3 separate regions of the Mus musculus genome follow, and all the other regions are linked to region 2. A link is a loop called in an ENCODE intact Hi-C map of the cell type or tissue named here. Cell type or tissue: left cerebral cortex. All regions are shown on one strand.

The links. Hi-C counts contacts between places; a loop is a spot of excess contacts. Peaks named below come from ENCODE experiments on the same cell type or tissue, not always from the same donor. Only the 100,000 strongest peaks of a DNase experiment are listed, where the experiment ranks them.
Region 1: a loop joins it to region 2, with 4 times the contacts of the local background. A loop is called at or near these places in 18 of 42 quality-filtered maps.
Region 3: a loop joins it to region 2, with 4 times the contacts of the local background. A loop is called at or near these places in 8 of 42 quality-filtered maps.

The regions. Positions count from the first base shown.
Region 1 is chr11:32,585,048-32,593,047 of GRCm38, forward strand. Stk10 (serine/threonine kinase 10) reads left to right here. Exons shown (of 19, transcript NM_009288.2): 5 at 2,266-2,338; 6 at 3,709-3,903; 7 at 4,363-4,444. Among named protein-coding and RNA genes, the nearest start is that of Fbxw11, 54 kb to the right of the region's middle. In left cerebral cortex, CTCF peaks have their summits at 3,525 (motif pointing left), 6,628 (motif pointing left) and 7,707 (motif pointing left); DNase peaks (open chromatin) are centred at 2,442, 3,539, 6,960 and 7,648.
Region 2 is chr11:32,338,048-32,346,047 of GRCm38, forward strand. No RefSeq gene overlaps it. Among named protein-coding and RNA genes, the nearest start is that of Sh3pxd2b, 5.8 kb to the right of the region's middle. In left cerebral cortex, CTCF peaks have their summits at 3,259 (motif pointing left) and 4,969; DNase peaks (open chromatin) are centred at 1,440, 2,639, 3,203, 4,308 and 1 more place; H3K27ac peaks cover 2,033 bases.
Region 3 is chr11:32,398,082-32,406,081 of GRCm38, forward strand. Sh3pxd2b (SH3 and PX domains 2B) reads left to right here. Exons shown (of 13, transcript NM_177364.4): 7 at 5,780-5,914. Among named protein-coding and RNA genes, the nearest start is that of Ubtd2, 53 kb to the right of the region's middle. In left cerebral cortex, no CTCF peak of the experiment used is centred here; DNase peaks (open chromatin) are centred at 566 and 4,853; H3K27ac peaks cover 906 bases.

The DNA.
Region 1 (8,000 bases), 250 kb after region 2:
GGTCTCAACTAGTGTTTTCCCAGGAGACAGGAGACATGTCCTGCCCATGGTGAGTGTTTGTGGGAAAACAGACTCCCAGGTATCCAGGCTGACCTAGCTGGAAGCAAAACCTAATCCCCATTCTTACCAGGAGCCCTCGAGGGGCCACTCTCCCCCTGTGTCTGAATCTCACCCCTAGCAGCCCTGGTCCTGTACCTTTTCTCTGGTCAACACACACGCACGCACATGCACACACATGCACGTGTACCTGTGACCAGTCTTCACTCTGGGGCTTAGGGATCTGATTCATGGCCACTCCCAGGAGAGGCTTGCTCACCTCAGTCTCTTAAGGCCTCAGGTTCTCAGGGTAGGCCTGCCCTCGGGAGTAGCGAGGTGCTCCTGTTTGGAGTCTTCTGTATGGAGACTCATGCTGGCCTAAGCTGGGAGTGGAGTCATTTTGTAAATGTAAATTTGATCCTCAGGACAGCCCCGAACTGAGCTCTAAAGGACCAAGGGTCAGCATCCCTGTGTCACAGAGAGGAAGCCATCACTGGGTGTCACAGTGCTTGTGGCTCTCTGTCTAGTTTATTCCACCCTGGCCCCCCAACCGTCCTCTGTGTAGTTTCCTGTGCCTGGACAGACAGCTCCATGCTGTGACCTTCGATCGCTTGAAAAGCCCCCTAGACTTTTAGGGACCTCGATCCAGGACAAACTGGGGATTGTAGATTTAGTGATAACAAGGGTGTGAGGACTATCCACTTCTGCAGTGAGTGTGTGATTTTATAAATGTGGCTTGGAGTGGAATCAGCATGAGAGGTGGGAGAAGGGAGTGGCTCAGGAGAGGGAGTCGGGTCGTAGGGCTGGCTCCATGGGTAAAGGCACTTGCTGCCAAGCCTGGCCACCCGTGCTCCATTCCTGGAATTCACATAGTGGACAAAGAAAACTGACTCCCACAAGTTCTCCCCTGACCTCTCTATATGTGAACCCCTAGCACAGGCACCAGGTTGTAGTTTAGTAGTGAGTAAGCAGGAAAGGGGTGAACACCATATCGAATTATAAAAACAGAACCGGAAGCAATCAGGTGTGACCCACCAGACCCCAGCTTCTCACTTGCTTAGCTCAGCTTCGAGGTTCTGTGCTCAGGGACTGCGTGAAGAGCCACGCCTTCTTCAAGAGGGAAGGGGAAATGGGTCATGTGCATAGAGAAGGGTCTGTAGTGCATGTGAATAATTTATAAGTGCCCTACAGACTCCCCTGCAGGCAGCCTGCAGGGAGGCATTCCCTTTCTGTTGAGGTCTCCCTTTCCAACAACTACTTTACCTTGTGTCAAGTTGACGTGAGACTAGCCAGCACCTGGTAGCTCTGGATATGCCTTGGATGGGACTGGAATCTGATAAGGTGAAATTAGGAGCCACCAAAAAGAAAAGAAAAAGACAAAGCCAAGCGATTACAGATAATAACTTTAAAAAGGTTTGTTTGTGTATTTATTTATTTTTTTTTCCGAGACAGGGTTTCTCTGTGTAGCCCAGGGTTTCTCTGGCTGTCCTGGAACTCACTCTGTAGACCAGGCTGGCCACGAACTCAGAAATCCGCCTGTCTCTGCCTCCCAAGTGCTGGGATTAAAGGCGTGCGCCACCACTGCCTGGCACAAAGGTCTATTTTTTAAATGACAGTTATGTAATTCTGGTTGCCACTGTGTATTTGAACAGCACACTGATGAGTATTGCAGTTGTTTGTACTTAGTGTTATTTTGTAGATTCTTAATTGGATTTATAGATTACTGGGCCGGGCGCTGGAGAGATGGCTCAGCGGGTAAGAACACTGACTGCTCTTCCAGAGGTCCTGAGTTCAAATTCCAGCAACCACATGGTGGCTCACAACCATCTGTAATGAAATCTAATGCCGTCCTCTTGTGTGTCTGAAGACAGCTACAGTGTAGTTATATATAATAAATAAATAAATCTTTAAAAACAATGAAGTATATCTTAAAATAACTATTCTGTTTGTTGAATATCAACAGTTGAAAATATTAAAATCATGTTCTACAAAAAAAAATCTTTTAAAAAAAAGAGATTACTATATCAAATGAGCCTGGCCCTTTTTTTTTTTTTAAGACAGGGTCTCACAAACAAACAAACAAACAAAAAGTCCCCAAGCATGCTTGCCTCATCCCCGAGTCCCGAAATTGTGTTCCTGAGTCCACACCACACCAAGGACTTTACCCAAAGGGTGTGGGTGGGGAAGACTCCCTCGACCATGACTTTATCTTAGGGTTTTGTCTTGCAGCTGATTTTGGTGTGTCTGCCAAGAATCTGAAAACTCTGCAAAAGCGAGACTCCTTCATAGGGACACCTTACTGGTGAGTCGTGGGGCCTCTGGGGACATAGCAAGCCTAACACCCCGTGGTTAGTTGCCTCTGGGTGGATTGTGTGTGGGGCACGCGGTGCCAGTTCAGAGCCCTTAGTCAGCCGCTCAAACTGTGTGTGTCTAGCATCTGCTTCTCTTCTGGGTACTCCTGCGCCTAGCACAAGTGGCTTAGCTTCCCCACGCCCTCGTCTGTAAACTGGGGTTACAGTGGAAAGCACCCCACTAATAAACTAAACCGGATTCCTGAAAAGGTGCTTCAGCTCTTGGTTCGTCTAACACTTGTACTGAGTTTAGGGTGCTGGCTATGGGCGGGGTACATGAGAACAATGTAAATTCACTTCCTGTCCTCATGAGAAATCTCCCTGGGCCTCTCTTACGCCTGTTGTGTCTTGTCCTTTTTCAAAACTCTAACTTAAAATAAAAACCACCTATGAGAAGAGGGCTCTCTTGTAGAGGAAGACACCTGAAGTCTTGCTTTGGCCTCAGCCTGCAGATGTGTGGAGCTGGGCCCCACCTTCCCACACCTGCAGTGCATCCATTCAGGCTCAGGCATCCAATCTCCGGCTTATGCATCCAGGCTCAGGCTCAGACATCCAGGCTTAGGCTGCAGGAATCCAGGCTCAGGCTGCAGGCATCCAGGCTCAGGCTGCAGGCATCCAGGCTTAGGCATCCAGCCTCAGGCTGCAGGCATCCAGGCTCAGGCATCCAGCCTCAGGCATCCAGGCTGCAGGCATCCAGGCTCAGGTTGCAGGCATCCAGGCATCCAGGCTCAGGCTGCAGGAATCCAGCCTCAGGCTGCAGGAATCCAGCCTCAGGCATCCAGGCTGCAGGCATCCAGGCTCAGGCTGCAGGCATCCAGGCTGCAGGCATCCAGGTGGCACCCCAAGCCCAAGCTCTCACTCAGTTTCACACCTGATTACTTTGTGTTCTGTTTTTACAACTGGCCATGGTGTTCAGCCCCTTCCTTGCTTGCTTACTACTCTTAACTCTTTCTCTCCCACCCCTCCCGTTATTCCTTTCTCTTCTCTCCCATCCCCCTTTCTCTCTGTGATGTCCTGTTCTGTCTACCCCACTGTCCTACCTTGTTTGTTTTTTGCTGGAACCTTCGCCCCTCTGCCCTCACCCACCTGCCCCTTCCCCAGGACTCTGTTCTGGATGGCTGCTGCCACCTTGTGGCGGGCTCCAGGAACTGCAGCGGGCCGAGACCCTTGAGGAAGACAATAGGATGCCAGTAATTCAAATCATGGCTTCAAATACTGCCAAACCTCCAGTGTGGTGCTGGTGGTGTTCGAGACGCTGAAGCTACGAGCGGCATCCTCAGGGGCCCAATTCTTAGCCCTTATTGTTCCTTGGTTGGCTCAGGATGGCCCCTGAGGTGGTGCTGTGTGAAACCATGAAGGACGCCCCCTATGACTACAAGGCTGACATCTGGTCCTTGGGCATCACGCTGATCGAGATGGCGCAGATCGAGCCCCCACACCACGAGCTCAACCCCATGCGGGTCCTGCTCAAGATTGCCAAGTCGGACCCTCCTACCCTGCTTACACCCTCCAAGTGGTAAGGAGAGCTGTGTAATCCTGGAGGGTCGGAAGCCACTCCAGAGACGTGTGGTGCTGGGTCTGCGTGTGCACAGTGGACTCTAAAGTCGGGGATGGGGGGAACGGAGGAGAGGGCCACCTCCAGGCCTTTCTGAACTGCCCTCCTGAACTATACAAAACCTTAGACACGAGAGCAAGGCCAGTTAGCCAGGACGAGATCCCGTTATGTCCCGGAACATATTGAATAGGATCAGAGCCCAATCAGCCACATGGCCAGGCTGGGAATGGGGACTTAGGTTTAGATTCTGACACTGCCATGCTCATTCCCATCCTGCTTATGTTCCTTTTAGACGTCTGTGTCCTGGACAGTGGTGTGCATGATAAGAAGGCTGTCCCATGGACCCTGTCTCCACACACCCAGCCCTGGGCGTGCGGTGCCCGGGCTGTGGCTCACTCCTTACTTACGCCTGTCCTCCAGGTCTGTGGAGTTCCGAGACTTTCTGAAGATAGCCTTGGATAAGAACCCAGAAACCCGGCCCAGTGCTGCACAGCTGCTGCAGGTGAGGGAGATTCGTTGCATTGTTCCTCAGAGGCACCGGCAAGGTCAAGTTCTTAGCCGGCTGTGAGGTACGGTGCCCAATGTGAGGAATGCTCCATGTGTCCGGTGAACTCAGATGTGGTGGCTCACACCTCTAAGTCCAGCACCTGGGACAGACACAAGGTTTTGCATAGAGGCAAGAGGATCACTGCAAGTTTAAGGCCAGCCAGGAGCTTAGCAAGTTCCAGGCCAGCCAGAGCTGTTATGTAGAGAGACCCTTTCTCAAAAAGAAAAACAAAACAGAAGTGGATCCATCGCATGGGAGATTCTGACTTTCCTTCCACACTTCTGGTTCAAAATCAAATGTGTGGCCTTCCTCAAGGCCCACTTTCAGCATGGCGTGTTTGTTTGGGAGACGGAGCTGCTGTAAGGTGCAAAGGCCCCAAGCCTCTTGGGACCGGTTGCTTCCTGTAAATGGCACCTCCCGTGCCAGGGTATCCGGCCTGCCTGACATGGTCAGGGCAGAGACCAGCTGTCACCCGGAGCCTTGGCAGGAGCCAGGAATTCCACTTCCTAGCTGAAGCAGTGTCTGCCAGGGGATTCTCAGTGCGCAGTGGAAGAGCACAGGGCAGAGGGGGCGGGAGGAGGTCTGCCTCAGTTTACCCAGGTGCCCTCAAATGGGCTGGGGCTTCTCCAGTACCTCTTAAAATGTAGGGTGGGAGGGATACAGGGGTCTGCCAGACCTGAGGACAGTGGGCTCAAAGGGGAAGTCCTTGCCCAAGGTCATCTGGTTGGAATGGCAGCTTGGGGCACATCTTGGCTGTGGGCACCTCAGCCCTGTATCTGCTAATCCCTGTCCTTTTGTATCCTGTGTGGCCAAGCCACCGAAACTTACTAGAGCTGGTGGCTCAGTCATTCGTCTGCACAATTGTCCCTGGCCAGTGTCCTGCTGCAGTTGGTAACCTGGATCTGAAATTAGGGAGGGGTGTGAGGAGTTCCCTCTGTGCCTCCGTTTCTCCCTTGGTCGGGTAGGTAGCCAGGAAGTCTGTGTGTGGCGGACCCTGCTCACTAACAGTTCAGCGGCAGTTTTCATGGATTGGAGGTAGCAGGGAGCTCAGGATTGTCACTCATCATGCCGGGGCTAGCACCTTCTTTCTTGACAACTCCCACTCCCACCCTCACCCCTACCCCCACCCCCACAGCCAACGGCTCACTCCCTGTCTGCCGTGTTCACCTAGCACAATTGATGACTGTGGTGAGCTCTGGGCTCTCTGTTCCTTCTGTTTGCTGGAATGATCACAGCCAGCCTGTGGGGGCCCCTGGCTTCGTGCCTCAAGTTCAGTCCCTGAACTTGACCTGACCCCAGACCTTTGTCTCTGCATATCTCTGGATGCTCAGAGCCACTTGAGCCTCAGCCCCCTCCTCAGGTGCATTCTGCAATGGCTGCCCATCTCGTCCCTGGCAGCCTGGCACTCTCTCTCATTCTCCACCCCTCTCTCATCATGAGTACGATTCCCTCTGCCTTCAGAACAGGCCCAGAATGCACCACCTCCATGCGGCCACTCTCGGAGCTGCCTCGCCATTCACTCAGATAATGGCTACCTTACTGGTTCTGCCACTCCCCGAGTCAAACTCTGTAAACAGATTCCAGTCTTCCCTCTAAACAGAGCCCTCGTTAGCATGGCTAGTACTTGCCCTTCTTGCTGCAGAGACAACACCCAGTAAAAGGATCGTAGAGGAGGGATTCATTTCTGGCTCCTTGTTGTGGAGGATCTCAGTCCATCATGGTGGGCCAGGCTACTGGTCAGGTGTGTGGTGTTATTTTGAAAGCTGTGGAACCCTTAGGGGTACAGCATGGCTGGGATACTAGAGGCGTCCCTTGAAAGGGACACCCATTTATGGTGCCACTCTCTGACTCTAGCTGCCATGCAAACAGCTCCCTATGTGCTGCCACAGCCAAGACCAGAGGCGCCTCCAGCACAAGGTCACACAGCTGTCAGGGACAGCTCCTGTCCTCATTCTAGTGACTTGGCCACTCTGGAAGCTGCTTTTAATAAGTGGAGGAAAGGAAAAAAAAAGTCCAAAGCAGGGATGGAGAGATGGTTTAGTGGTTAAGAGCACTGGTCTCTTATCTAGAGGACGCAGGTTCAATTCCTGGCGCTCACAGGATAGCTCACAACTGTCTATAACCCCAGTCCCATAGGATCCATTGCCCTCTTCTGGCCTCTACAGCCACTGCATGTGCATAGTGCACACACAACACCTGTACTCGTAGAACAGAAATAAAGTTTTTTAAAATAATAATTAAGAAGAAAAAGGAACCGAGGAACGCAGAAACAAAGAGAAGGGGGCAGGCGGCAGGTGAGGAGAGCTTACTTTGATCTGAGCATCGCCCCTTAGTGGCTTCTCAGCACAAAGAGAGAAAATCAGCCTTGGAAAGGACATGTGTTTCATGACAGCAGAGATCCTGGCCGAAGAGAGGTGCCAGTTGGCACACTGCACACTGCCTCCTCCACACTGGCATCTTGGAGCCCTCAGCAGAGCTGGCTCTGAGCAGCCATCCCTCCTCCTGGAGGGGTAGACAATGAGGCAGCTCTGATCCACCCTTCTGCAGAGTCATGAATGCCTGGGGCAGCATAGGGAATGTTTGCCCGGTGTTTGGCCATTCTGGGAGGTTTCTGGGTCCAGCTCTCTGAGGGACCTCAGCATCTGAGTTGGGTGGAAAGCCTTCTCTACAGCCCCAACTAGAGGCGGTAGGTTGAGGCGGCAGTCCTCCCTGCCTAGTCCTTGTCTCTCAGAGCTTAAACACAAATCATGGCCCAGTCAGCCTTGGCAGGGCTGCTTACACACCAACTACCTGCCCTGGGCCCCTTGCAGGGAGCTGCCCTGCTTAACTGGGCCTCCGTGAACGGCTGTCCTCCCTCCTGTCTCTTCCCAGGGACCTTGAGCTCCATATAGGCAGAGCAGATGGCTCCCTTCAAGGGCTACTAATCTGATCAATATGCAGGATGCCTTGGCGAAACCTTGTACTCTGAGAACCCTGGCCTGCACTGCTGGTTTGTGCCACGTCTGCCTTAGCTGGTGCAGAGCAGTGTCCTGTGGTGTCCTGCTCAGGTCACCGTGTTACAGGTTTTAGACACTCTGGGCATCTTGGCTCTTCTCATCATTCCCAGAGAGCTATGTTCTGGTAGAGGAATGGCAGGGGGTGTGACGAGGCTGCCCAGATTGTTCTGCTCCTGACGTGGCACTGGTGATGGCAGTCAGTAATGGTGGCGCCATCTGTTGGGCAATGATAGTGATTATAATGATGGGGTTATGGTGGTGGTGATGGTACTAATGGTGATTATGATGGTGTTGTTGGTAGTAATGATGCTGTTTTGAATACTCACTATAGAGCACACAGAACACCTTAACTGTTATCCCTACTTTGCAGATAAGCAAACTACAGTGCAGAGAGGCTCTCTTGACTTGCCCAGGTTGTCTGTGAGAGCTGGGGTTTAATCCCAGGTGGCTTTGGCTTCCGTCACCTTGTCAGCACACTTAACCCTACACATCCCAGTGACCCATTGGTTAATTCT
Region 2 (8,000 bases):
CTCTGGGCCAGGATTTAAATAATTTTCTACTCCATGTGAGCAATAGGCTCAAAGAACTAGACCCAGGTTCCATATTTCTAAGAGGCATGGGTTAGAACCAGATCAAACCATCATGATATTTTTGGCAAGGGTGGGTGCTGGCCAACAAGAGTATAAAGCTCAGCTTCCTCAGCTGGAACTGTTCAGTGAGATGCTGCTGCAGAGCAATCAAACATGAGGAAGAAGTTCAGCTCCACAGAGCACAGACGGGAAGGTGATGGCCTAATGGTCATGTGATGGGAGGGCAGTCTAAGTCCTCTGCCGGTCTGATGGTCCTGTGCTAGGAAGGCAGCCTAAGTCCTCTGCTGGTCTGATGGTCCTGTGCTAGGAAGGCAGCCTAAGTCCTCTGCTGGTCTGATGGTCCTGTGCTAGGAAGGCAGCCTAAGTCCTCTGCTGGTCTGATGGTCCTGTGCTAGGAAGGCAGCCTAAGTCCTCTGCTAGTCTTTGACTTTGCCACGCTTGAGATTCTAGTTTGGTTGGACCAAGCATTCTGAGGCCTGCTTCCCTGAGGCTGAGTCAGTAGTAGGCAAGGCTGCCCGTCCACGTGGGTGAGGAGGACACTGATGACCAAGACCTGGACATCACAGTCACCCAGCATGATCATCAACCCAAGCTCCATCTACATCCCTGTCTCTGTGTCATTCACTGAACTTAACACATCAATTGAGACTCTTAGTCTCAGGGTCATGGATTCGAGCCCACAGTGGGCACCAAATACCACTAGACTGTCTCTGTCTACTCACCAGCTCTCAAATAATGACACACAGAGTCTTACATTTGCTTATGAATGCTAGGCCTTATAGTGTATGCTGTTTCCCAAGTAGCTCGTATAACTTAATTAGCCTGTTTATTCTAATCTACCATCTGCCACGTGGCCCATTACCTCTCCTTCAGTCCTGGCACCTGTTCCTTCCTCTGTGTCTGGCTTGTGACTCCCCCATGCCTGATTTCTTTCCAGGAGTATCTACCTCTGCCCAGATTTCCCACCTTTCATCTTCTGCCCTGCTATACACATTCAGCTCTCTATTAAACCAGTCAGAAGAATGTTTACAAAATACTAAGGCAGGTGATGTTTCATAAGAATAACAGTACAAAGTCCAGATAGTACTCAGCTCTCTGCTGGTACAGAAATCAACATCTGAATGATACCAAGATAACCTTTACACCATGCATAAGAAGATTACCCCAACAAGTCTCCAGCAACAGCAACAGCACGCTTGCACAGTGTCCACCCAGCTCTTAGCAGGGTAACATGAGACAGACCCAGGACCACGGTTTCTTCAACAGTCCCTTTCCTTCCTCAGGATATCCACCCACACTTCCAGAGCTGGGCTGTCTCAGGGTCAGGCTGTCTGCTGCCAGAACTCTTGGGCCAGAGCCCAACACCACCTCCCAGTCTCTCTTCCCTATGATACTACTCCTACTTGGGGATCTCCTGAATCTTCAATGCCTGCTTGCTCAGCTACCACCCATCCTCTTCCTCTTTCCAATAGCAGATTCTCAGGAGGCGAACCTATTGAACAGCAGTCTTAAAGAGCTGTGGCCAAGGTTTCATATTACTGAGGGTCATGAATTGGCCATCTGGCTCAGAGACACATGCTGGGGTTCAGTGTCACCCTGGCCACCTACAGCATGCCTTGTCCACTTTTATTTTGTCTCTAATGGTGACTCTCTATGGGTGAGACATGTCCCCTGTTTGTCACTTGTTACTAATTGACTGCCTTCCCTGTTAGAATATGAAAGAAAAAAAATCCCTACCTGTTGTGCTTGTTTCTCTCTCCCAAGCATCTTGTTCAGTACTTGACGGGTATTAAGTTCTCAAGTATTATGTTGTCAAGTGAATGATGAATAAATGGCTCAAGTGAATGAATGAATGGGCTCCCAGAGCCACCTGCACTTTTAAACCATGCTCTTCTGCAGTGTAGCTGAGTAGACAAGGCTGAACCATAGTACGCATAGCCCATAAGGCAACCACAGAGTTAGGTTGTCCTGGGAATGTCTAGAGTGGGAGGCACTGAGGAACAATTACAAAACAGTAACAGTTGCTCCTTGGGGGACTGTTTCACGGACCACCTGGAGAGGTGGCCATCTTGTCTGCAGAAGAGCCACTCAATGGCAGGTGATGCTCACCATTAAACAGTTACATTTTGCTGCAGTGTCTCCCACTTCTGTAAAGGAGACACTGGCCACCAGGTTTAGCCTCTCAGTGGCCTTTGGAGTCTGTGTTCATTGAACTGAAATGTAACTCAAAATGTTTTTTGCTAACAATATGATCGTTACCTGTCCACATCTGTATTTATCCACTCATTTGGTAAATATCTACCAATCAGCTGCCGTGGCTGACCACTCTGAGAAGACCCCCTGTTCTCCTCACAGGAAAGGCAGTGCCCATTTATTCAAGGTTCTTTTCTAGGGCCTGTGGGACTGGGCTGAACTGGGGATAATAGCAAGGGAGATGCCTGACCATCTTCATGTAGGTACATTTTGCTGGAGAGTCATATATGAAGAGATGGCGGCAATGCCAAGAGCTCTGAAGAAAATGCGTGTGGGAGGTGACGGAGGCTGCATTAGGAAAGTCTGCAGAAGGAGAAGACTAAAGCTTTAAAGACAGGAAAAGCATTTCCGAGCAGTGAACAGCATGTATAAAGGGATCCATTTCATGAAACAGAGAGAAGCCAGAGCGGGTGTAGGAAGGTGTGACAGAGGAGGGAACTAGATGAGGTCAGCAGGTCTCTGAAACCAGATTCTGCTAATCCCTAAGAATCTGCTCTAAGAATCTTGGTGACTTTATCCTACGTGCAGCAGGAAGTCACTGGGACATTTAAGCAATGGGAGAATGGGGGTGAGGAATGCAATCTGATTTTTATTGGCTAAACACGCTCCTGACTGAGAATAGAGAGCAGGCTCTGAAACCACTGGTCAGCGGAGGGAGGGAGATATGATATCAGGAAGACTCCCACGCCTGTCCTCAAAGGAAGCTTTGTTTCTTCTCAGAGGCCGCCAGAGATGTTTGAGTTCACATCTCAGCAAAGCATGCTCCTGTGCTGTGACCCTAGGCACCATCTCTTAGCTCCTGTTTTCTCACTGAAAGGAGAAAATTAATGCGCTGAAGATGTGCTGGGCTCACTGTGGCTTGGATAGGTCTGTGAGCTGGAAGCATGACTCCCAACAAGGCAGTGTCCATAAGAGTGAGTCGCGCGGAAGGGCGCCACCTGCAGGAGAGATTGATGTAGTGCTCCAACCTGGTTAGTTCTCTCCAGGGCAACTTATCCTATACAAAAGCATGATGTTCATCCCAAGTCTTCCTGGATGCCCATCTCATCAACAATCTGTTCTGCGGACTTCCACTATTGTAATGCTGCTCATCACAATGTCCTCACTAGACGTCACAGGGGGCCACCTGACCTTGGACCTTTCACTTTCCAAACTATGAACCAAACCAACCTCATTTCTTTATACTGCACCTAGCCTCTAACTTCCTGTTGTATATGGACCAGTATAGGGATGTTAGAAACACAGTTGACTATAGAATTTACATTGTTATAGATGACAGCTAGCTGGTGCACAGTAACAGTTACATCTCTTTATAAAGTGGGGGGAAGGTGGACAACGTGAGATGGGAAGACAAGAAAGCAGCACAGAGGGGGTTAGTCATGGCAGCCTTGGACACCAATTACACTGAAGAACATCTGTGGATAGGGGCATCCCAGGAAGACTTCTGGGCACGAGAAGATTGTAAACAGTGCTCCCTTTAAGGAAATAAAACTTGGCCACAGGAAAGATGGAGATGATGGAAGAGAAGCTTCAGGGTCTCTCCCTGTTGCTTGGACCACATAGCCTCCTGTCATCCCATGAGGCTCTCCCTGCATGGGGATTCTACTTAAGCCAGCTTCCTCTAGGCATGGTTTGCTTGTACGAGGACCACAAGCCTTCATGGGTGTTGTTCTTGTGATGAGCATCCCTACGAACACAAGCATACAGACTGCACCTCAGAGAGATCCTCTCTGAACCTTCTCCATCCAACTGTGTCCTAGAAAAGAGCTCAGTTCCCTCCCCGAAGCTGCTGCTGAAAAGGCAACAAAAAGCAGGCTTCAGCCTCCCTGGCCTGATTGTCTTCAGTCTAGGGACTGGGAGAAGTGCAGCCTGCCAGCTTTACAGACGTCAGAATCTCGGAAGGACCAGGAGCTCATTCAAGCTTGAAGAGATGCCCCTCCAGAACGTGCTCCTTCCTGTATGATCCTGCCGTGTGGAACACAGCACTCCATCAGCTCCAGCAGGGCTGTTCTGTGCTCTGCAGCACTTGAGTTTGCAAAATGCCTTCTGGACCAGGGATCTGGAACAGTGAGAGCTAAAGCTGGAGTCTAAGCTCTATCCCTGGCTTCTGCAGACCTAAATCAAGGGCAATACTCTACTCCCAAATGCCTCTGTGAGACAGAAAAGCAGAGAAGTCCGCCTAGAGGCTGGTTTGTCACTAGCAAGGGCACATTGGTCAAGCATCCAGTCTTGCCTATCACAGAAGCATCACTCAGAAACGCTCTGCAAGTCTCTGCAGGCAGCTGGAAGTTTTTAAACAAGTGAAGTCAATCTGGCTCCTAGGAAGCTTTGAGCCTGGTGTGTGTGTGTGTGTGTGTGTGTGTGTGTGTGTTGAATATGTGAATGCATGGGAATGTGCACACACCCATGTAGAGGCAGTCTGCATCCCTCAGGTCTGAGTCTAGTCCTATAAACAGACACTTAGTAGATGATGATGATGGAGATGGAGATGATGATGATGATGGAGATAACCATGGTGCTGAGAAGCAGTTCACTACCACACCAGCCTGCAGAGGGCGCCCTCAGTGCATGCTTACACCAGCCTGCAGGGGGCACCATGGAGACTGTGTGCCAATCAGCAAACCACAGATGGCTATGAAATAGGGCAACTGTCTAGGTATAGCCTTTCCCTAAAGAAGATCTTTTTCTCCTTTTCTGTTAAGATATATTTTGTGTGTGTGTGAATGCAGGTGCCTACAGTGGACAGAAGAGGGCGCCAGATCCTCTGGAGCTGGAGTTTCAGGTTATGAGCCATCCCTGATGACTGCAGGGAACCAGACTCATGTTGTCTGCAAGAGCAACAAGAGGGAAGAAAGAAAGAAAGAAAGAAAGAAAGAAAGAAAGAAAGAAAGAAAGAAAGAAAGAAAGAAAGAAAGAAAGAAAGAAAGAAAGAAAGAAAGGAAGGAAGGAAGGAAGGAAGGAAGGAAGGAAGGAAGAAAGAAAGAAAGAAAGAAAGAAAGAAAGGGAGGGAGGAAGGAAGGGAAGGAAAGGAGGGAGGGAGGGAGAGAGAACATTTTAAAGAAGAAAACTGAGGAGTTGGCTGCACAATAAGAACAGGTTTATTTCAGAGAAAACCTGAGAAGGCCTTTGTGATGGTGTGTATATGCCCAGCCTAGGGAGTGGCAATATTAGAAGGTGTGGAGCGGGTGTGGCCTTGTTGGAGTAGGTGTGTCACTGTGGGTGTGGGCTATGGACTATAAAACACTCCTCCTAGCTGCTTAGAAGCCAATATTCTGCTAGCAGCCTTCAGATGAAGATGTAGAACTCTCAGCTCCTCCTGCACCATGCCTGCCTGATTGCTGCCATGCTCCCACCATGATGATAATGCACTGAACCTCTGAACCTGTAAGCCAGCCCCAATTAAATGTCCTTTATAAGAGTTGCCTTAGTCATGGTGTCTGTTCACAGCAGTAAAACCCTAAGGCAGACCCCATAAGAGAAGGTGGGATAATAAACCTCTCTCACAGGCTAAGTATTATGCCAGAACGGGAAGAGCCCGAAGTCCAGTTGGCCGGTGGTGTTAAGGGTTAAACTGGGATGTACAGGAATGATGTTAAGGGTATTGGCTTGGTAAACTGAAAGCTTAAGGTTGGGAGGGCGTTGCCTCCCAGAGCTGCTCTTGTTGGCTCAATGTTCATTGGCTTCTGTGCATATGTACACTAGTGCAGGCGTGTCACAACCCGTGTATGGAGGGCAGAGGACAGCTTCAGAGAATTCTCTACTTCCACCACAGGATTTCCAGAGGTCAAACGCAGGTCATCAGTCTTGTCAACAAGCATCTTTACCCTCGGAGCTTCCTCGCCGACCTCCCCCTCCCTTTGATTTTTGTATGTTGCTCTAAGTAGTTTTCTGTTTCTATGATAAAACACCATGACCAAAACCAAATTGGAGTGGAAGGGATTTGTTTCATCTTCCAACTCACAGGTTAACCATCACTGAGAGAAGTCAGGGCAGACTGAAGCAGAGCCATGAAGGAACACTGGTCACTGGCTAGCTCCCCTGCCTTGCCTTTCTGATGCAACCAAGGCCCATCTGACTAGGGAATGGCACTGCCCACAGTGGGCTGGGTCCTCTTTATCCATTAGCTGTTAAGAAACTGTGCTACAGCCATGTGCACAGGCCAATCTGATGGAGGTAATTCTTCAGGTGAGATTCTCTCTTCCCAGGTGTCTAGGTTTTGAGTCAAGTGGACACACTCTAACTATGACATGTGTGGTGTCTCCCTGTATGTCTAGATGTGTGAGAGTGCTCTTGCCTGTGTGAACATTGGAGTCCAGAGGTCCACATGTTTTTTTTTTCTTCTGTTCCTCTCTCCATTATTTTTTGAGACCGGTTCTCTCACTGAATCTGAAGCTCACATACTTGCTAAACTGGCTGGCTAGCAAACCACTAGGACCTGTCTGTCTCATGTCCCCTGCCTCAGTGGAAAGCTGACAGATATGAGCCACGGCACTCAGTTTTATATATGATGATTAGAGATCTAAACTCAGGTTTTTATGCTTGCTCAATAAGTGCTCTACCCCTGAGCCATCTCCCCAGCACCAAAAGAGAGAGGTGACTGGTCGGGAATGAGGCTGAACATGTGAGCAGGAGCTAAAAGAGGTTCAGGGTAAGAAAAAACATGGATGGAGTTTGGGCAACACCAAGATTAAAGTTGAACCTGAGACTTAATGAGATTTAAGGGAGAGTTTAGCTGTTATCAGTTTACCTGGTAGAAAAATCACAACAATACAGATACTGTCCATGAGATACCTCCCTCAGACAAGCCTCTGAGACTGTGGCTGTTCTCATGCCACCTGTGGATAAGAAGACCAAGGTACTTGCCCAATCTCATGCCCTGTTAGGCACAGATTGATGGCTGAACACAAAGTCTGGAGTCAGACTCTCTGCAAATGTCATGTCATCTCAGCAACGTCATCACAGGGAAGTACCTGTCTGTTTACACCTCCTCAACCTCCCCATCGGCAAACAGGAAGGATGACTTGTAACTCCCAGGGCTATGAGACCCTAGTAAGACAAGACCCTAGTAAGTAAAGTGCCAGGCCAGCCCCAAGCTCACAGACAGACCTCAACAAATACTGTTAGGCTGATAGCTGGGCTGGAGCAAGCTTAGGACTAAGTGAGATTTCCCTCCCACTTGATTCACAACAGCAAGAGAAAAGCACTAACCCCCTTGTAAAATTCAGCAGAGTTTAAACAGCAGAGGTCTTTTTCCTGTCATTAATCATTGGGGAAAAGCAAATAAAAGCTACAGTGAGTCACTCCTGACACCATTGAGATGGCGTGGTCAAGAACAATAGAAGAAGCAGTAAGTAAGGGGCAGGGGGGAGTGTTTGGAAAAAGCTGGGCCTCTTGTGCGCTGCTGATAGACTGGAGAGATGGCTGAGTGGTTAAGAGCATGGACTGCTCTTCCAGAGGTCCGGAGTTCAATTCCCAGCAACCACATGGTGACTCATGACCATCTGTAATGGGATCTAATGCTTGCTTCCAGCACACAGGTGTACATGAGATAGAGCCTTCCTATATATAAAATAAGTAAACAAAATTGCCACCAGGAAGACAGGCATGCAGCGCCACAAAAGAATGAGCAAATCCAGGTAGAATTACCATGCAATCCAGAACATACTCTAAAGAACTACTGAGTAAGG
Region 3 (8,000 bases), 60 kb after region 2:
CACACACCACACATACACACACATACACATAACACACATACACACACTTATACACATACCATACACATATACCACATACATACACATACCACACATACATATATATACACATACACACCACACACATATACACAGGCACACACATACCTCATACTCACCATGCACGAGATGCTCTTTATAGGATTGTCAAAGGGTCTATAATAATAGATGTAAAACCCTTCAATAGTGCTATCTAGTTGATGCTGTTCAATTATCCCTCCTATGACTCAAGCCTGTAGATGTCCCCGTTAGCACTCCGTCCACACTTCAGGCCTGTGCTCTCCCTCTCCTCCTGGGAGCAGGCCTAGGTCAGTTTAGTCTGATCATGGCAGAAAGTGAGGATAGAAACCATACCTCATCCCTCTTTCCTCCACCCCAGCCTGCTTTGCTTTGCTCTCTGACTACATCTGGCTCTCCTTTGGGGTTTAGTGGTCACTGGCCACACTGTGGCATCCTGCTAAAGCTGCAACTGGTTCTCAGCCAGGATAATGACACATTTCTTTTCTTAGCAAAGATTAGTGAGCAGCTGCCGCTCTGGGCTGGTCATGGAGTTTCTGGCTTTGCTTATGCAGAGACTCCCCTGGAAGGAGCTGGGGAGAAGGAGAAGGGAGAGAGAAGAGACAGCTCTGGTTGGTGAAAATAAGAGTGTCCAGTTGGAGCAGGCTTGATGAGGGATCTGTCTGGGAAAGTGAACAGAGGCTCTAATTTGTGGTGACCGTGGTTGATATCACTCACCTGCCGTGATGGGGCCAGGTTTATTTATAGCCCCACTGGCTGGAACTCGGCGCCTTCTTTTATTCAGAGTCAGAACCCTCCATAGGCTCCTTGTTTATCTGACTGGTGGACACTGCCTTGATTTTAGAGCCGGTTTTCTTGACTGAATTTAAGAGAGATTTAAATTAAAAACAGACCTTACCCCTGCATTTTCAATACCAAACCTTGGATGGGAGAAGGCTTGTCTGTCCCCAGCACTGCCCAGTCACAGCCAACTGGCTCCTGCAGACTTGACTTATGTGGTCCCAAATCCTGCTCATCCCACAGGGGGAAAAAAAATCTCACCACAATTAAGAAGGTTGTCTGAAGGCTTGCAAGAACATTTCTTCTTGATTTTTGCTTATTTTCACAATCTTCCAACAAGCCTGGCAATTTAGTGAGCTTATGGAAGGAAAAGTCTCACTTTGGCTTTAGTCAACATTTTAAAAATTCAAGACATATCATCAGAAAGAGAAAACACCTAACTCAAAAGTTTCTCTGGTACAATAGGCAACTATGTGGCTTAAGAATGCTTTTTAGCATTAATGACAGAATAACTCTTCTACTATTCATTCCTGTGGGCTATGTAACATAGCCTAGAGGATTTGGGGGAGGAGGGGGTTGTTCATTTGTTTGTTTTTGTGGTTTTTCGAAAGAGGCTTTGTCTGTGTAGTCCTGGCTCTCCTGGAACTCACTCTGTAGACCAGGGTGGCCTCAAACTCAGAGATATGCCTGCTTCTGCCTCTCACGTGTTGGGATTAAAGGCATGAGCTACTAATGCCCAACTAGGAATCTTTTGGTTGCCTCTGTGGCAATATCTAGAACCTATTTGCCTTGAGAGAGATGTTCCTGGTACCATGCATAATGGGGCTTAGTTGCAATATCACACTCCACCGCTAGCGTCTCTATGTCGCACCTAATGGTCTGAAGCCTCATTATTATTTGTTTTTTAGATTTATTTATTTATTTTGTGTATGTGAGTACACTGTTGCTCTCTTCAAACAAACCAGAGGAGGACATTGGATCCCATTACAGATGGTTGTGAGCCACCATGTGGTTTCTGGGATTCGAACTCAGGATCCCTGGAAGAGCACTCAGTGCTCTTAACTGCTGAGCCATCTCTCCAGCCCCCTAAAGCCTCATTTAAGCCTCCTGTCTAATCACCTGAAACCATACATTTTGTCACCAGTGTTGATAAGTGGGGTATTCTGAGTAAAATGTGCACAACTTGTCCTGGAAGCAACACTTGGAAGCAGTTCCCTGCTCTTACCTCTGAAGCATGTCTCAGTAAAGGGACTATAGCCTAAAGCCCCAAACCCGAGCCCTGAGCCCTGTGCTCTGCTGAGCTCTGCTCATGTAACCAAAGGCCAGCACTCTGCCCTCTGCTTCGTATCTCATGGTTTCCGATTCTGTCACTCAGTATTTACTGTGTGTTTGGCAGTGCTAGTCCCCACGGACCTAGACAAGAAGTCATTAAATCCAAGTTTTAAAATATTCCATTTGGGTTTTTATTGAGCTCCATTGGGTTCCATTCGTGGTCTAGATCATGAATTGACAAACTTTTTCTAAAGGGCCAAATAATATATAGATAATTCACACATTACAGGTCATATGCAGTCTGTCACCAACAATAATATTATAGTATTCACCTTTCCTCCTCCTCTTCCTCTTTCTCCTTTTCTTCCTCCTTACCCACAAACACTTTAAAAACACTTCAGAGTAGATGGGATCACCTGACGCCCTTGTAGAGGACCCAGGGTGAGTTCCCAGGACCCACACTGTGGCTCAGAACCAGTTCCAGGGATCCGACGCCCTCTTCTGACCTGCAAGCATCAGGCAGGCATTTGATTCACACACATATAGGCAAATACTCATACACATTAATTAATTAATTTTTTAGAAGCCTGCAAACCAGAGGATTCCTGCTAGAACACAGATACCTAAACCACAGCAGGGAAACATACACAGGGAGACAGGGAAATGCATGGAGTTGATTTTTTTTTTTTTAAGTAACATGGAGAGGCCAAAGGGATGGCTCAGTAGTTAAGAGCACTTGTGCTCTTGCTGAAGGACCAAGCTCAGTTTCCAGCACTCACACCAGGCTGCCCACAGCTGCATGTAACTTTAGCGCTGGGTGGTCCTCTGACTTCCATGGGAGTCAGCCGGTGTGTGCACATACCCACACATTTACACACAACTCAAATTGATCTTTAAAATATAGTTTTAATTAAAAAGCAAACCAGAAAGGAACAAAAGTTGCAGAGGCAATGCCAGGCTGTCAGAGGGGTCAACGCAGGTGCCCTTGAGGAAAGGATCCAGGGATGCCAACGGCTGGTGAAGACTGTCTCTCGAAAAGAGAACAGCATGTGCTTCAAGCTCTGAGAAATAGGGAGCGCTAAGGCTGCTGGCTCAACATGGCTAGGTAAGGCATACAAACGTGAGGTAGATTTGGCTGCTGGTGACAGAAACTTCTAAAGGATTATAGCTGAAACGATTCAATAGTGTTTATTAGTTCAAACACAAAAGATAGCTGAGCTTGGCGTAGCATTTGATGGTAAAGGATCAGGGGCCTACCTTACAGCTTTGCCATACGGGCCAGTGTTCTCAAGGTTACCTTCTGGTCCAAGATGGCTGCTGGAGCACCAGCCATCACATTCCCATTGAGGCCAGGAGAAATGAACAGGTGAAGCAGGGCAAGCCTCTTTCCATAAGAACATCAAGCAGTTGTACATACCTCTGTTTAGACCCACAAACTGATTCTAAATCTCATACTATTCCCAAGTGGAAAGGTGTTTTCCCAAATGTTCAATGTAGCCAGCCTCAGATCAGCAGTCTTGTTAGTGTAGAATAATAAGAACAGGAGATAAGTTTCCCTTCTGCCCTCTGGAGTGGGGTGTGGGGATGTGTTCTCACTGGTTACCAGGCAGATCAAGCAGAGCTTTGCAGGCACTGGGCATTTCTTATGTGAGGTGAGAGCCACAATAGCAGAGCATTGCCTGTGGAGGATGATCGAACCAAGTGATTGTCTACCTGAAGACTCGTGAACAATATGGTGGATTGAGGCTGGCATCAAAGACCAATCAGGAAATCAAGACAAGGTGGCTCCCATTAGCATGAGGGTTTTCTGGCCCTCAAGCAGGCTCTACTCCGTGTGGACTCTGGTTTGTGCTGTTGAACATAAAAGAATCCTTATTTGCAGTGGCTAAGAACTCCAGAGAGCCAGCACCTTAGACTTGTTGACCCCTTGCATTATCGGGTCCTACAGTAGCAGAACTTGCCTGGTTAACCTGGTGGGAAGTTCTCTCCAGTAGGGTCAGACCACCAGCCTATGTAGCTGTCTGGCTTTGGTGGACTGTTGAACTGTGAGAAGGTAGTTAAAGACAGAGAGCTAGAAAGAGTGATAATAGACTCTGAGAAATATAAAGAAAGGACACATCGTGACTAGATTCTGTGGTGGACCTAGAAACTGCTAAGGAAAGAAAGCCGGATGACCTCAGACATTACCTTCTTCCCTATCTATCTATGGTCCGCCATCCATTTCCAAGCCCGGGTGGGGAGCCCGTGGACACGTCACTTACTATCTTCAGTGTGTTTATATCTGTAACAGGCAGTGCCCACCTCAAGCACAATGATACCAGAAAGGTTTGCAATGGTTTGCAGCCCATGGGGGTGAAGGACATTCTTTTCCAGGCTCTCTCCCGTCTAGCCTTCTTTGCCACCTACATCCTGCATCTCTCCTCTCCCCTCATCCTGCCCAGTGGAGACTCGGGTGCAGGTGGTTAGGGTATACCCTGATCATATGCCTTCTTAGAAGGGTCAATGACCAGAACCTGCTCACAGAGCCAAGAAGCAGGCACACACACACACACACACACACACACACACACACACACACACACGTCACGCTGCCTCCTTCTCTTTGACGTCTCTGAACGGAGATGTTCCTTTTAAGTCTTCTGTGGAGTGTCTTTGTGAGCATGCCCATCTGTCTTAGTGGGCAGCAGGGCTTCACAGCTCCAGGGTGTGACGCACACACTGCTCACCAGGGAAGCAGGCTGCCTGGAAACTCTTCCCACACTTTCCCCTCCTGGGACCACTGCCCAGCTCCAATGCCACGATTTCCTCTTGCCTAACGACTTCACACCCTCAGTCTGGGTGCTCTCCCCCTTACCAGCCTCTGCCTCTCTGCACATGACAGCCAGAGACACTTGTCCAGCTGTACATCCTGCCATTCCCTGCCTTAATTCAAGATTTAAAAATCCAAACTTACCAAGTCCTCGGCCTCAGACCAATGCTTTCCTTGGGGACTTCTCTCACTACCTTGCCTACTACCTGGCAGAACTCTGCCTCCCAACCTCATTCTACTCCTGAAGGCTCCCAGGCCTTCTCTATCATAGAGGAGCCCAATCCTCCTTGACTCCCAGGACACCTTCCCTCATGGGTCTCTGCTTTCTGCTTAGGAAGTCTTGCTGACCACTCATTTAGTACAGTGTTGCCTTTCCTGTTCATTCTCTGCCATCCTGGGTATCCATGCTAATATAATTTGATCTCTTGTTCGTATGTATGTATACACATATCTCTCATTGTTTATCTCCCCCATTTCCTTGAGTTATTTGAAGCTGGAAGGAATCCATTTCATCTATTTTTGTGTCAACAAAAGTATGTAGAGCATCACGGTTGACCTATGAGTTCGTAGGTGGGCTTAGGATGAAGTTGGATGGATGAGACAGGCTGGGTGGTGACCTCAAGCTAATTTAAACCATCCCCTTGAGCTCCCCAAAGGCAGCCAGCTTCTGGGCATACGCCTCATCTTACTTACTTGGAACCTCTTGGTACCCCACCCCCCCCAGTGCTCTTGGTAAACATTAGTGCCTGAGTAAGAAAATGAATGAGAGGATACAAGGATAAAGAGTTGGGGCATGAGACAAATCCTGTAACAAAGACTGTTGGGGCTAATGGGATGTTTGGTGGCATTTGCTGTCCTCAGGGAATGACCCGACCTCAGTGGACCCTATGGTCCTGGAGCAGTATGTGGTAGTGGCAGACTATCAGAAGCAGGAGAGCTCAGAGATCAGCCTCAGTGTGGGCCAAGTAGTGGACATCATTGAGAAGAATGAGTCAGGTAAGGACCTGGACCACCTTTCCCGTACCCTGAACTATATCACCCCCAGAGCCACTGAGGGCTCATGGCCACTGTCTCAGGAGCCTGCTGGACTGGGTGTTGCCGTTGTTTGAGGCCTGCTCCCATAAACAGTGCTGGTTTTCAAATACTTATGGACAGAGTCGAGCGCTCCTTTGAGAATTTTCTGTGTTAATTTTCCTTGGGAATCCCCAAGAAAGCTGCAGATCTGAGAGAGGAGTCCCATAGAGACTGACTATCAAAAACAAATTAGAAGAAACTCTTCAGAGAAGATGGGCATCTGCCTGTCTCTCAACCCACCTGTCATCCTAGGGCCACTGGCCACATCCACCCACGGTGAGATGATTAAGACAGGGAACCTGGATGCCACCAGGACTCTACACAGCACATTAGTTTTGTCTTCTACAGGACACAGAAGACTGTCAGGGAACTCTCAAAAGAGTAAATGATAGGAAGGGCACCTAAACCTGAATGTGGCACACAACATGTGCTCCAGAAAATACAGGTTTCCATCCCTGCTGCTGAGCAACCATCACACCATGCAGGGAAAGCACGGGGTGAGCAGCCCCTCTCTCCAAGGGTTCCCAGTAGCTCATCATTTTGTTAGGGGCCTTCATGCTTTCAGGACCATTGTCAAGGATACAGTAGAGGATACCGGTGAAGGGATGGATGCACAGGCAGGTTGTGGGAGATTCACTGTGCTTCCAAGGTCTGTGATAGCCCAGTGGCCAGTTAAGTCCACATAGCTGTGGGAGGACAGTGCTTCCAGTATCCTTCAAGTTACATTACTATTATTCATGTGAATCATGAGATCAGCATTAGTCAAGCAGACGCTAACTGTGCAATCTAGGGATAGTCCCTGCTTCCAAGAATACCGGAAGACAGTGTTTCCGGCATCCTCCAGGTCAGGTCACCATTAGTCAGGAGGCTGGTGGTAGCCAACAAACCTCCATAATTATGCAATCTAAAAGCCATTAGCTTTGATGACCTGGAAGGAAGGAAGGATTACTCTGATGTCATCTCAGTATCCTGTGCTCTGACTCTTTCAAGGTGACTTCTGTGACAGTAAAAGATGTGATGGTTTTTTCCCACAGCAGGCAGCACTCCCTTATGGAGTGGAAATTGTCTGTCAGGGCAATTCTGTTCTGACACTGCACACCTAGCGGTGTGTTGGGTCCCCTAGGCTGTCTTTCAGGCCATCCCTCAATGCCTCAGCCAGGTGCAAACCAGCTGTTCTGCCTGCCCTTCCTACAGCTAGCTGTCAAGCATGGTCTGCAGGCCCCTCTCTTGAACTATTAAGTTGCTCACATGATCAAGGAAAACAGGCTTTCAGGGTCCTCGCCAAGGATGCAGTAAAGGATACAGGTGAAGGGATGGATACACAGGCAGGTTGTAGGAGAGGCACTGTGCTTCCACAGTCTCTGTGGATGCTGCCTTGCAGGAATTTCTGTGCTCAGCAAGCTCTCCAGACCCCTGGAGTTCTCAGCAATTTCATTGCAGAGGCACAATTGACAGCTGTGTTGACCTGTGACTAAATAAAAGGGGTCAGATCAAATGCTAATAGGCAGTGAGGAAGCCAGCCAGGCCTGCTTAGCCAGGCTCTTTTTTTTTTTTTGGCCTCTGAGTTTATTTCAGAGTATGGGGTAGGAACTCTTCCAAAATGGAATTTTATAATCTATTATCAAAGTGGGTCAGATAATTTAATTTCTTTATAGCCAGGGGGTCCGAGGTGGAAAAGATTAGAACCTATTTTTAGCTTCCATGACTTCCCTTGGGAGAGGGAAATCCTCGCTTCCATGCCTGCCTTGAGTAGAAAAGGCAAATGCAAGGGGCAGGCAGGAGGAGGACACAGAGCCACTGCATCCCAGTCTCCTGAGGCCTAAAGTGCCCCAGTTGTATTCCAGACACTTAAGTCACGAGAGCTATGGGACTAGTGACCCACGATGACAACTGGAAAATATATGTCCCTGTGCTGTCACCGAACGAACAAGACTCCAAGTGACTCACTATTTGCCCCCAGGTCTCTACAGAGCTAGATTTCTGTTGTTCTTAAGTCTGTATTGTTTTC